Regions from separate parts of the Homo sapiens genome. Here region 2 is linked to region 1. The links are chromatin contacts, found by Hi-C or POLR2A ChIA-PET in ENCODE. All regions are on one chromosome and are shown on one strand. Each heading gives the region's core, a stretch centred on a gene start or an enhancer-like site at or near the end of the contact. The rest is flanking DNA. Distances are from core to core; before and after follow the strand shown.

Region 1 (3,260 bases), core at 481-2,980:
ATTTTCAGTCTCCCTCTCCCCCACACCCCCAGGCTTCATCCACCCTCCTCCCAGATAATTCTTTCCCATGTGTTACTATCTTTCTACTATGTGTTTTTAATCCTGTTGACAGTTGGTAGGAAATATTTGATGGTTTATTCTACCTGTAGAAAAGTCCAAATTCTCTTGCAGGGCATTCAGAAGTCTCTTACATGGCTTCAGCCTGCATTTTCAGCCTTATACATGTATGTGACTCTCCTGGCATCCTAAAACCATTGACCTTTTCTTTCTCTAGGCTTTCATTCCCACCGTTCTGCCCCATCTGAAATATTTTTCCTTTTTTTGTCAAATGGGGTTAATGTATGATAAAGATATTTGTCAACTCTAAAGTGCCACTTCTTATGACCCGTCAAAATCTATATATTTATAAATGTTCACCTGAAAAGATGCAGCCTTTACAAGTCTTTACAGGTGCCTTGCTCTGCTATACTACCCTTGCTTTACCTTTTTCTTATAAGACCATAACTTATCTTCCAATTAATTGTAGTCATATCTCTTTTTATCTGTTAGAATCCAAACTATAGTTTATGTGTCTGGTATGTCTTGCACATAGGTCCTCAATAAATATTAGACAAAGTAAATTGTATATTTTAAATTTTTTTTCATAGCTTTTGGTAAGGACTTCATGGTCCACGATTGGATATTGTAGAAAGCTTATCCAGCCCACTGCCCAGGACGACTTTGAATGCGGACCAACACAAATTCATAAACTTTCTTAAAACATTATGAAATTTTTTTGCCTTTTTTTTTCTATAGGCCCTGTTATAGAGCCTCCCATCTTTTAGCAAAGAACTGTCTAATACAAATGTAATGTGAGCCACATACTTTTTCGTTTTCTTTTTTTAAGATGGAGTCTCGCTCTGTCACCCAGGCTGGAGTGCAGTGGCGTGATCTCGGCTCACTGCAACCTCCACCTCCCGGGTTCAAGCGATTCTCCTGCCTCAGCCTCCTAAGTAGCTGGGATTACAGACATGTGCCAGCATGCCCAGCTAATTTTTTTTTTTTTGTACTTTTAGTAGAGGTGGGGTTTCACCATGTTGGCCGGGCTGATCTCGAACTCCTGACCTCGTCATCCACCAACCTCAGCCTCCCAAAGTGCTGGGATTACAGGCTTGAGCCACCGTGCCTGGCCTTACTTTTTCATTTTCTAATAGACAGTTTAAAAATAGTAAAAAGAAACAGGTGAATTTAATTTTAACAACATTTTATTTAATCCAGTATATCTGAAATATCATGTGACCAATATGAAAAATTTAATAAGATAGTTCACATTCTTTTTTTATGTTTCTTTCTTTCGTAAGAAGTCTTAACACTTCTTTTAACATTTAACAGCACGTCTCAATTCATACTAGCCACACACTGTGTTTGATAGTTACATGTGGCTGGTGACTACTATATTTGGACAGTGTAGTTCCTGGATGACTTGAAATTTCTTATCACTCTTTATTTTTCCATTAAGACAGACGGTTTGTATAACCTAGTAATGTTTTCTAAGGCTGAGCCACTGAATTTTTATTATTGTTTTTAACTATTCTTGTTTTTAAAATTTAAAAAAATTGGTTTGGATTCAGTATAATTAGTATATCAGGTCACTTGCACCATTTTATTTTTTAACTTCTTTTCCTGTAGCCCTGCAGGCGGGCAGGGCTTCTTTCATGTGGACAAAACCAGAAAGGTGTTGCATCACTGATCCACACACAAGGTGGGCTCCTGCCAACTGGCAGCCTCCTTGTTCCAGGAACCAGCCCTCCTTTTGACACTTGAAATGTAAAATCAGAATAGAAGTTTAACGTACCTGACTTAAAACATCTTCAGGGGATGCTACGTGACAATTCTTGAAGAAGGAGAAACGAGCTACCATTTTCCTGGAAACAATATTTGATTCACAGTATTTTGTTGTTTGGTAGTTAATGAGGCTTGTTTTGATAGAAGATGAGTGTTTTTCTATCGCTAATGGGGCATTTAGAGAAACATTCCTTGTAGGATGAGCTCTGTTTTATGACCTCATTGAAAAAGAGGTATGAAAAAGAGGTAAATCTTTAACATAGGCAAAACAGGTAGTGTTTCAGAAATTTATGTGTAAATTACCGAGTATATTTTTCTCCAGTGTTGTAATGGTCATATTCTCAGATCACCTCAAAATACCTATTTATGCAGTCTGTAATGTAGCATAATCCAGACTGTTACTAACATTATGTAGCATAATGTTAATAATAATAATTACGTACATAATGTTAATAATACACAGACTCCAGCCATCGTGGGTAAGATTTTTTTCCATGGGAAAATTCATTTGGAAAGCTAACTTGTAAGACTAGCCAGGTAGGCAGCCTAGCCCTGGAGGCAGAGCTGCTCCTCACCTGGAACTGCAGAATCTGATTGAACCCAGTGGTCCATGGGGGTTGCTGAATTCGTAAAGCAAATGAAATGTTAGAAGACCCTCTAATTGTTGTAGAGTCACACTTTTCCTCTTGCAGAGGAGGTACTCACATTTTTTTTAAGAAACAATCTTTAATTATCGATGTATTCTTTTAGGTTTAGGTTTGCAGACACTGGTGAGCGTGTGCTGAGAGGTAACTTGATGTATCTTTCTGGATAATTAGATGATTTTTTTTTTCTATTTCTTTGAACATTTTTTTTTTAAAGAGCTGCTTAAGATCTGGAGGAGTGATTCCTTTTGACCGTGTCTTATTTTCATTAAGACTGTATAACTTGGAAGAGTTTTTTTTTTTCTTTTTCTTTTTCTTTTTTTTTTAAGATGAAGTTTTTGCTCTTGTTGCCCAGGCTGGAGTACAGTGGTGTGATCTTGGCTCACTGCAACCTCTGCCTCCTGGGTTCAAACGATTCTCCTGACTCAGCTTCCCGAGTAATTGGGATTACAGGTGTTCACCACCACACCCAGCTAATTTTTGTATTTTTAGTAGAGACAGGGTTTCACCATGTTGGCCAGGTTAGTTAATGTTACTCTCTGGTTTGGGGGGCAGTGATATGTTTTGGCTTTTTTCCCACCCAGATCTCTTCTTGAATTCCCATGTGTTGTGGAAGGGACTCGGTGGGAGGCAATTGAATCATGGGGGCAAGTCTTTCCCATGCTGTTCCTGTGAAGTGAATAAGTCTCACGAGATCTGATGGTTTTAAAAAGAGGGGTTCCCCTGCACAAGTTCTCTCTCTTTGCCTGCTGCCATACATGTAAGACATGACTTGCTCCTCCTTGCCTTCCA
Region 2 (3,563 bases), core at 289-2,788, 52 kb before region 1:
CGGGTGCCATGGCTCACACCTGTAATCCCAGCACATTGGGAGGCCGAGTCGGGCTGGTGACGAGATCAAGAGATCAAGACCATCCTAGCCAACATGGTGAAACCCCGTCTCTACTAAAAATACAAAAATTAGATGGGCATGGTGGCGCACGCCTGTAGTCCCAGCTACTCGGGAGACTGAGGCAGGAGAATTGCTTGAACTCGGAGGCCGAGGTTGCAGTGGGCCGAGATCACGCCACTGCACTCCAGCCTGGCGACAGAGTGAGACTCCATCCCAAAAAAAAAAAAAAAAAAAAAAAGGAAAAAAAAAGAGATAACTTGAAACAGGCTCTTCCAGCCTCTCTATTCTTTTAATAACATGCAGTGCACTTCTTGGAGCTAGGGGCTAGGGTCTAGGGGCTTCTTGAAGGTGTTGATGTCTCTGGTAACTTACACTGCAGGGCAGGTCTCTGGAGGGAACTTTGAACAGGTTAAGCCTCAAATGCAGGCAGAGATTTCCAATTGGGAAAGTTAGGTGAACGTGGCTTTATCATCTCTTTTATTGGTTTATGGGTATTTTCTCTTTTTCCTGTTTTCTTTCCCACCATTTAACATTATCTGTTCTCTGCCTTTTTAACCTTCTGGCTTTAAATGAACAGTTGCTTAATCTATAGATTAACAGGATCAGCAAACAAAGCACAGCAGTGCCTGCACAAAGCAGAAACTGCCTGTTAGATGAGTTGAGCAAAACCATTTCCTTTGCCCAACTTTCTCCTCTAAAATACATAACTGAACATGGGATTCCCAGACACGAATTGTTTCTCAACCTTTCTTTTTCCATTCTACAGTTGTATGAAATTAAAATTAAATAAAAAGCAAACAACAGAGGTAGTCTTTTTAATCTTACCGAGTTGGAAGGTATACTATATACATTATCCTATGGTAGAAGGTCTGGTACATTCTTGACCATTATTACTTTGCTATGGGCACCCTTCACCCTTGTAGGCTGAAAATTGGCAAATCATAGGCACGTATACATTGTGGTTTTGGAATTTGAAAGATCTCAAATTCATATTGAGTGAGACAGTTTTTGAATGGAGGGATCAGGCTGTCTATATGTGGATATATTTTATGCATTTCTGGTCTGTATAAATGTAAGGATTGCTTTACTGACCGTAGATTTCTTCTAGGGTTAAAAAGTTGAAGCCAGTTTGGATATTTTAAAATAAGAAAATTAGCCCTACATTGAAAGAGAGAATAGGAAAATCTAGGCTATGTGTACACATCTGCTTGTGTTTTCACAATTGTGTCCTGTCCTATTTATTTTTATTTCTCTCCCATCTCTTCCCTCCCACCCACAATTTGTTTTTCATTCAACACTTTGAAATTAGAATAGCTTATCTATCAAACAAGGTTCTTTGACAGGATTTTCCAACTCTGAGTATGAAAGTGTGGATATAACAATATATTTATATAGAATGTCAGAAGCAGAGTTTGGCCAGATTATTGGGAAATATTCTAACGCCCTGCAGCATTTTACCGCCTTTGCTTTTACATAAGGCCATCATTTGGAAACATAGCATGCTGATACCTCCCATTATTGCAGTAGCGTTTCATCAGCTGCACGCTGCCTCTCAGCGCCTCATTAAGTTGCAAGCAGAGAACGTTTTCGTTTTCCAGTTCTCTTTCTCAATTAAGTTAGAGATTGTATTTTCAGTATTCCTCATTATTAAAAGAATTTTTGTTGAGAATAGTTTAAGATGTGATATTTCTTTGTATTCCAGGAAAATTTAAAGAATGTCATTGAAATCCAGAAACAGAAGTATATATTGTCTAGGACATGCTTTGTCTTGGTTTATATGCCTAAGTCCGAGTAGTTTAAAATTTATGATTAATATACTCTTTGAATGCTTAGAAATGGCATCGATTTTAGTTGTTCTAGTTTCATCTTAAATAAATTGGAGTAATTACTAACTCAGGATTATGATGTGCTACACATAAAACATTTGCAGTGATGTCTGGTACTTAGGAAACCCTCAGTTATGACATTTTTCTTACTTTCTTCTTGGATATGTTCTTTGAAAAAGGGACTGGTATGGAAAAGCTTTGAGACGATGAAAATATACAAGATAGGCTATCTCTGAAACAATTTGGTATAGAGCATTTGATTCTCTGTTTCATGTATATATTCATATATGCTAGCTGCAGTCATGCAGACACAATTTGGATCTGGGTTTTTTTTTTTTTCCTTTTTCACATGCAGTTATAAATTTAGAAACCTGGCTGTTTCCTCTGGACTAAATGTATTTATTTAAATTTTCAGTGCTTTAAATGCAAAATTACAAGCATATGTACAAGTAGAAAGAATAGTAAAATGAACCCTCCCATCTATCTGTCACTGAATTGCAGTAATGATCAAATCTAGTCAGTCTTGTTCCTGAGTCAGTCTGGAATGCAGGTTTTTTCCCTTAACTATTCAGGTTCTCCAGCAATCCTGGCAAAACACATGCGGGTTTCAGCTCATCTCTTTCAGTGACCTGTAAATTAAGATGTGCTAAAGCATCACATGTTACTCATTGACGTTTTGTTAATATATTTAAAACATTTTATTAGTACCACATAATTTTTAGCGTTTTCAAAAAGAAATAAGAATTTGGCTAAAGGTGAATTTTAAAAATTGAATGACTAAGTAGAAAAGTAGGCAAACTGTTTTCAGAATTAGTAGCAATTTCCAATTCCATTTACTCTGTTCATTAACTTTGTTTTCAGCCTTTTGTTAGCCATGTTTGATTTTGTGTTTTTGAAATACCTTTGGTCATTTTAGGACTTTTGGCATTAATCACCTGTCTTAGGTGGCCTGTTTACAAAAGGGACTTTTCGGTTCTCCATTTGCCCTTAATGTTGGGAATAGAGACAAAGTTTCTGTAGGACTCTGACAACATATGGCTTTACAAAGTTTTTTTTTAATATATACATTTCTCTTCTTGGCTTTCTTAAATATCATCAATGTCTTTTCTTGCTTTACGTATTTAGCAACTTAAATGTCATCTTGTCTGAGATCAATATATTTCCAACTTGGAGAGATAGTGAGAAGAGAGACTTCAGATTTTTAAAATGTGGAACAAAACATTCTGATGGTGACCAGGTTTTAAGGTATTTCTTCAGTAGACAAAACTACTTAGGCTACCGATGATAAGCTTTTAATATTAATAATAATTATTATATATAAAAATATTAATATAATATGATCTAAGATTGTTTCTATTCCCCCTCTTTCCTGGTTGTTAGGATTTGGAATTTCTTATGCACTCTTTTTTTTTTTTTTTTTTTTTTTCTGAGACAGAGTCTGGCTCTGCCTCGCAGGCTGGAGTGCAGTGGCGCGATCTCGGCTCACTGCAAGCTCCGCCTCCCAGGTTCACGCCATTCTCCTGCCTCAGCCTCCCAAGTAGCTGAGACTACAGGCGCCTGCCACCATGCCCGGCTAATTTTTGTATTTTTTAGTAGAGACGGGGTTTCACCATGTTAGCCAGGATGGTCTCGATCTACTGACCTTGTGATCCACCCGTCTTGGCCTCCCAAAGTGCT

Evidence for each region. A loop is a pair of places that touch in the nucleus more often than their neighbours do. ChIA-PET counts read pairs that join two places held with the same protein, here RNA polymerase II (POLR2A). Pooled maps may share reads with other maps.
Region 2: a map of thyroid gland shows a loop between it and region 1 (3-fold over the local background). The contact joins two enhancer-like sites. A Hi-C loop is called at or near these places in 3 of 168 maps with a recorded cell type or tissue (dorsolateral prefrontal cortex, psoas muscle and thyroid gland) and 2 of 50 pooled maps. POLR2A ChIA-PET finds 5 or more read pairs at or near these places in 5 of 52 experiments (H1, MCF 10A, Panc1 and 2 more).

Annotation. Positions count from the first base shown.
Region 1 is chr21:26,045,946-26,049,205 of GRCh38, reverse strand. All of the region lies in intron 5 of APP (amyloid beta precursor protein), which reads left to right. Among named protein-coding and RNA genes, the nearest start is that of APP, 120 kb to the left of the region's middle. Within about 2 kb of position 1,730, at least 2 of the 41 ENCODE cell types and tissues checked have a DNase peak (open chromatin) inside an H3K27ac peak, as active enhancers do.
Region 2 is chr21:26,097,831-26,101,393 of GRCh38, reverse strand. The region is part of intron 2 of APP (amyloid beta precursor protein); the gene reads left to right. Among named protein-coding and RNA genes, the nearest start is that of APP, 71 kb to the left of the region's middle. Within about 2 kb of position 1,538, at least 6 of the 41 ENCODE cell types and tissues checked have a DNase peak (open chromatin) inside an H3K27ac peak, as active enhancers do.